2 separate regions of the Homo sapiens genome follow, and region 1 is linked to region 2. Evidence: chromatin contacts called from ENCODE Hi-C or POLR2A ChIA-PET data. All regions are on one chromosome and are shown on one strand. The core of a region is the stretch at or near the end of the contact, and the rest is flanking DNA. Distances in the headings are between cores, read along the strand shown. Region 1 holds the start of LINC02348 (long intergenic non-protein coding RNA 2348). Region 2 overlaps PCSK6 (proprotein convertase subtilisin/kexin type 6).

The links. Hi-C counts contacts between places; a loop is a spot of excess contacts on that map. ChIA-PET counts read pairs that join two places held with the same protein, here RNA polymerase II (POLR2A). Pooled maps may share reads with other maps.
Region 1: a pooled map shows a loop between it and region 2 (1.9-fold over the local background). The contact joins the promoter of LINC02348 here to the enhancer-like site in region 2. A Hi-C loop is called at or near these places in 1 of 50 pooled maps. POLR2A ChIA-PET finds 5 or more read pairs at or near these places in 2 of 52 experiments (PC-3 and Panc1).

The regions. Positions count from the first base shown.
Region 1 is chr15:101,612,726-101,615,625 of GRCh38, forward strand. It overlaps LINC02348 (long intergenic non-protein coding RNA 2348), which reads right to left and starts at 1,614. Exons shown (of 3, transcript NR_147041.1): 1 at 1,225-1,614; 2 at 810-1,049. RefSeq lists enhancers at 1-105, 924-1,442, 1,443-1,959.
Region 2 is chr15:101,357,970-101,361,058 of GRCh38, forward strand. The region is part of intron 13 of PCSK6 (proprotein convertase subtilisin/kexin type 6); the gene reads right to left. Among named protein-coding and RNA genes, the nearest start is that of PCSK6-AS1, 25 kb to the left of the region's middle. RefSeq lists enhancers at 1-190, 1,135-2,078, 2,079-3,022. Within about 2 kb of position 1,667, at least 4 of the 41 ENCODE cell types and tissues checked have a DNase peak (open chromatin) inside an H3K27ac peak, as active enhancers do.

The DNA.
Region 1 (2,900 bases), core at 364-2,863, 250 kb after region 2:
CCGTGGGTGCTGGGGAGGGGACCTGGGGCTTGGCTGAGGCCCTGGCCCTGGTGAGTGAGGCCCTCCGGCTGGGCACCTCTGGATATTGGCTGGGAGGGCACCCAGGGCCGGTTGAGGCCGCAGCTTGCTTTTCGGCCTCTCCTTGCTGCTCCCTCCCCACATGGCCTTGGGCAGGTGACTGCTAATGTCGGTGACCAGGCCAGGCTGCCGCCACCCCCACCCCATTTCCCAAGCCTGGCTGCTGGTGGCAGGGTCTGGTAGAAGTGCTGTGGCCTCCACGCAGGCATCCCTCTCCATGGGATCTCCATGGAAGAGCGTGTGCTGGTGCCTGGGTGTCGGGACCCCATAAAAACCACGGGTGACCCCTGTGCAGGGGCTGGGGCTGCTGGGACTGTGGATGGTCCCCCTAAGCCCCATGAGGCACATTTCCCAGGCATGGCAGCATGGCGGTACCTCTCTGGGGCTGTCCCTTGTGCATGCACTCTTACTCCAGCAGTCTCTGGTCCCTCTACCTTTCTCTAGTGGCCCTCGGGCTGAGAAACCATGAGAGTGTGTCCAAAGCAGGCAGCGGCCTTAAAGAAATGCCAGCCCACCTCCTCCCCACCTAGTGTCCAAAAGAGCTGCATGTTGGAAGCAGGGGTCTGTGCAGCCCTCCCCTCTCCCCTGGTACACCCTACTTGGGGAGCAGATTTGCCTGGGCAGGTCTGCACGGGGTCTGCTCCCTGGCCCAGCAGTCACTGGTGAGACACCCAGCCCTGGCATCCTCTGTTCCTAATTCCCATGAAGGTGCCTTTTGTGGCTGCACCTACTTGCATAAGGACTGAGGCATCGGCCAGGAAAAGACGTCAGGCTTGGCCAGCTCCATCTAGCAAGACACTCCAGGTCACCGGGGAAAGGGCTTTTCACTAAAGCCTCCAGGGAGACTTTGGAACATGAGCAGCACAGCTTGGAGACGAGCCAGCAGAGCACGTGACAGCGAGGAGGCAGCCGTGCACGTCGTCACCCAAGCCCCAGGCCACAGCATCCACGGGAGAGACTTTCCTGCAGCACTGCGTGTTGGGGGTAGGGAAGAGAACAAACTTAATCCTGGGCTGTTACGGGAAGCCCTGACGAGCCCCAGGAATATCAGGGACTGCAGGAAGGGTTCCAGTGTCACTGGGGAACCCGGATTCCCACAAATGCCTTGCTTCCCACAACCCGGCCTCCTGGTCCCACATGCCTCACCTGTTGTTCCAGCCTCTGCACCTGCTCACATCTCTGGGGAGTCACCCGATGGGGCTCCCCAGTCCCCGCAGCAGCATTTTCCTCTGACTCTCAGGGCCCTGCTCTGCCTTCTGTGCTCAGCAGTTGTTTCGGATTGGGAGTCAGGAGGCCATTCCCACACTTGAAACAAGGCTGCAAGAGGAGGCTGAGCAGAAACCGCACACCCCGAGGGCAAGGCGACATGCTCATTGCCCTTGCGCCCTTCCTCCTTCCCCAGGAGCAGGACTTCTGGCCGCTCTGAGTGCACGGGTGACGGCTGCCGTTTATCAGCCTTCAAATTTGTGCCCGAATCACCTGCTTCCAACTCCTCAAATACAGACTGGCTTAGCTCAGCCTGATTAAGACCAAATTAGGAAGGGCAGCTGTGTTCCACCAGAGCCCAGGGAGCCAGGCAGAGGGCAGGAGGATCAGGCCACCAAAGGTCACCTACACACAAGCCCGTACCGGTGATGTCATCGTGGATGGAGGAGATGGGCTGGCATTTTTTAAGGCTGGCCCCCTGCCTGGGACACACTCTACATGTTTCTAAGCCTATGGGCCACTGGGGAGAGCTGGAAGGAGCCAGGCACAGCCACAGGGAGGTGCCACCATGCTTGGGAAACACCTCGTGGGTCTGGGCTGCAAATGACCATCCACAGTCCCAGCCCTGGCAAAGGGGTAGCTCATGGTCCTTATGGGGTCCCGACACCCAGGCACCAGGACACGCTCTTCCACGGATGCAGGTTAGATAAGAAACCACCTTCAGGACTCTCCTACACATCTCTTCACACCTGTGCACAAAGGAATCAGCAAAAGATCCCCTCCCAGCCTGCTGTGACCGCAAAATTCCATACCCAAGACCAGGGCTGCTTAAATAATTTGAGCTCTGCAATGGAAACCTACAAAGCCACTAAAAGCAGCAGAGAACGCTGGTGAGCAGCTGTGAGTGGCAGCTGAGATTCATTACAGTTCCACAGTCGGACTCGGGAAAATGCTTCCGTGTGTGTAGCAGGCTGTGATGCGGTGTGTGGTCCCAGCTGAGGCCCCCACACTGACAGCAGTAAGAGCCGAGTATCTCACATCCTAAAGATGCCGGTCCGTGCCCGAGAGCAGATAGTCTATGAGACCTTAACCGGGGCTGTCCCAGATGCCACTCTGAGCCCTTCTGGAAGGGTGAGTTTGATCAGGGAGATGGCGAGGGAGGAGTCCTTGTCCAGGAGCTTTGGGGACAGTTTGACAGGAGCTTTTGGGATGTCAACCTTGCTCCTACCATGGGGAATGCAGAAGGGGGCTCCCCCCCCCACCTCTCCTCACATCTGCTCCACCTCAGCCCAGATCAGAGGCAGGGAGGAGAGCCTTGAGGAGCCCCGGAGTTGGGTGCACTGACTGGACCCCGCCCTGAGTAGAAGAGGGAGGCTGGCCTGGAGGGGCTGCAGGAGAACAGCAGAGTTGCTCAGCAGGACAAAGGAGACACTGCGGAAGGGGTCTGAGTTCAGGTCATCTTGACTGGTTTCCTCAGCACGGCCCATCATGAGGCAAAACCCTAAACGCTGACTCAAAGTCTGGGAACGGAATGGGCTGTTTTGTCCTTGGCTAGAGCCCTGCCAGCTGTCCCGTTCCCTCTAAGTGCTGCATGCACTGTGGACGTGGCATTCCCT
Region 2 (3,089 bases), core at 417-2,916:
ACCTCTGCTCTGCACTCATGGAAGGGCCCAGACCTGCCCCTGGAAGGAGGGGAGTTAGGGCAGGTCATCGCTGAGGACTGTCTCGGCCTGACATCCCCGTCGCTTGCCCAGTGGATCGGGTGGGGAAGCCTGGCTCGTCACTGCTGAGCCCCTCTGTGGTCCCTCCCAGGGCCTGGGGAGCAAGGCCAGCCCTGAGAAGTCTCACCCCTGGGGGTAGGCGGAGTAAGGCAGGTCATATGTGGGCAATGCCTGGCACTTCATTCTACAAAAGGACAGCCGTACCCTTGGGGCAGTCGCCATCTCCTAATGGCCTGTATTTTCTATGCTACTAAGATAAAAAAAAACAAAGTGACACTGGGGAACTCCTGAGAATCTGGCCTTAGGCAGACCCTTCCTCACAAGCCCTTCCTTGTTTCTTTCAGCCGGAAATCCCTGTTTGCTCCACTGAACTTGGGGCACTCCTCTGGGTCACTGGTGGCCCTTGGGCCCTTGTGCATGGTACTATTGGTTCCTGAAATCCGAAATGTTCCCAACTAGCCTGTGGGCTCCTCAGGGGCAGGAACTGTGTCTTGGAGCCTCTCTGTGCCCGAGCACTGGCATAGCATCTGGCACATGGCAGGACCTCTGCAAAATGCATCGGAGACATGTCTGTTAGGATACGCAGACCTCCCATTTTGACATTTCAGGAACAGCCGGAAGAGGTACCATTCATCTGGAGGCTGAAGAGGGCTTATCCTGGATCAACCTCAAAAGCACTGGGCCCATACGCCAACCTGGAAAGGGCCGCTTGGCCTTTGTTTGAGCCCCTCTGACCCCTTTTGGCTTCACTCCATCACTCCCTTCCCTCACCCTGGGAGGATCCAGCCGCCATGCTGAACAACAAGCTCAGAGGCTGGCCCTGGAATGAAGTGAGCAGGGCAGGTTGGGGAGACTCAGTTGCAACTGCAGTGTCCCATGTGAGGGCCACATGGATTTCCACTGTGGAGAGATGCTGGTGGGACCCAGGCTCCCAGGCTAGCTCTCACTGTGCTTGGGGAGGATGCACAGAGCCTGTGGGTGACAGGAAGGCGCCCGTCCTCCCCACACACAGCAGGGAGGGCTTGCCGTGCGTCAGCTGTGGCAGGACGCATGCCTGTACTTGCTGTTTCTGGACCACATTCAGGAGTGGCAGTTGTCTACAGGGTAAAGCTTGCATGGAATGAACTGACTCCAGACGCCCTTGCAGGAATGTGCATACTCTCTGTGATGACACTGGAGAATGTGTCCCCGCCCCCCAAATTCCAGTAGGCCCTAGAAGGTCAGAGCTGGAAGGTACCACAAGGTGTTTATTCTGCACCCGTCTCAACCTTCTGAAAGCAAAGATCCAGTTTCTACCCACGCTGAGGGGTGGAGATCGACCTGTGTCAAGACTTCATTTGGGGCTACCCTCAGGAAGTATTTCTTGTATCCACTAATCCTGTGTCCTCTGTAGCACACAGAGCATCTGGTCATGTGGTGGTTACAGAGGGTTCCAACTGGACTAATTAATCCGCCAACACCTATTGGGCACCTATCATACACCATGCAGCAGGAGGCTCTCAGGGCACAGCAGGACCGGAAGGAAGGAAGGCTGCAGATGGCAAGCCCATCAGTGCTAAGGCCAAGGCCAGAGCTGCTGAGTGCCATGCAGGCAGCAAGCAGGGAGCTGATATGGCAGCATCTGGCTGGGCAGGAAGCAGTGTGGCAGGTGCACAGGTGTGCAGGGCATGCGGTTCCGTGCTGTGCACCACTGCAAGCCTAAAGCTCGCTCAGCACCCACACGCAACAGGCTCCAAACGTGTGAATCACTGTTATATAAACAGATCTCCTTCCATTGCTCATACAGCTTGAAAGGCTGACGATACTTAATATACCTAATCCGAATTTGGATTTCTAGCTCAGTCTTCCCTCTCACCTCCAGGTACATATCTCTGCCTGGACTTGTGTAAGTATCTTTGATTTAACCCACCCAAATCCAAGCTCCTGATCTTCTCTCCAGCATCTTCCCCCCCTGCAATGTTCCAGATCTAGGAAACTAGGACTCCATTCTTCTACTGTGCAGGACAAAAACTCTGAAGTCATCCATGCCCCCTCTCTCCTCTCACAGCCCACATCTGATCCATCTACACATCTCTCGACCCTGCTTTCAGAATCTGACTGCTTCATACACTCCACTGATGCTGCCCCGTCGGAGTCACCTTCACCTGATATTGCAATGACCTTCTAACTGGCTTCCCCGCCTTTGTTCCTCTCCCACCCTCACTTCCGTCTATTCTGACCAGCTGTCAGCCTATTAACACAGAAGTTCAGATCACCTCTGTCCTCTGCCTAAAATCTCTCAGTGACTTCCAACCAAGTCCCTGTGAGGGCTGACAAAGCCCAGTGCGATCTGGTCCCTATGCTCTCAATGCCTGGTCCTGTCCTATTCTGCTCCTCTTCCCACTGCCCCCTGCAGCCTCGGGGGCCTCTCTGCTGTGCCTGGAACACACCAGACACACTCCTGCCCGGGGGCCTTAGCATCCCCTGGAACACACCAGACACACTCCTGCCCGGGGGCCTTAGCATCCCCTGGAACACACCAGGCACACTCCTGCCCGGGGGCCTTAGCATCCCCTGGAACACACCAGGCACACTCCTGCCCAGGGGCCTTAGCATCCCCTGGAACACACCAGGCACACTCCTGCCCGGGGGCCTTAGCATCCCCTGGAACACACCAGGCACACTCCTGCCCGGGGGCCTCAGCATCCCCTGAACGCTTTGCTTGGAATGCCCTTTTCCCAGATGTCTGCAGAGCTCACCCCCTCATCTTCTTTGAGCTTTACTCAAATGTCCCTTCCCTGAGGCCTTCCCGGTACACCCTGAAATGCCCTTGTCACCCTGCCCTGCTTCATTTTTCTCCTTAGAGCTTCTCATCATCTAATGGACAACAGCTTCCTGCCTGGTAATCTTGTTTCACGGCCTCCTCTGCCTTCCAGAATGTAAGCTTAGCATCTGTTTTGTTCACCAGTGCATCCCCAGTGCTTAGAACTTGGTAAATGCTCAATAAGTATCTGTTGAGTGAAGGCTGTGTT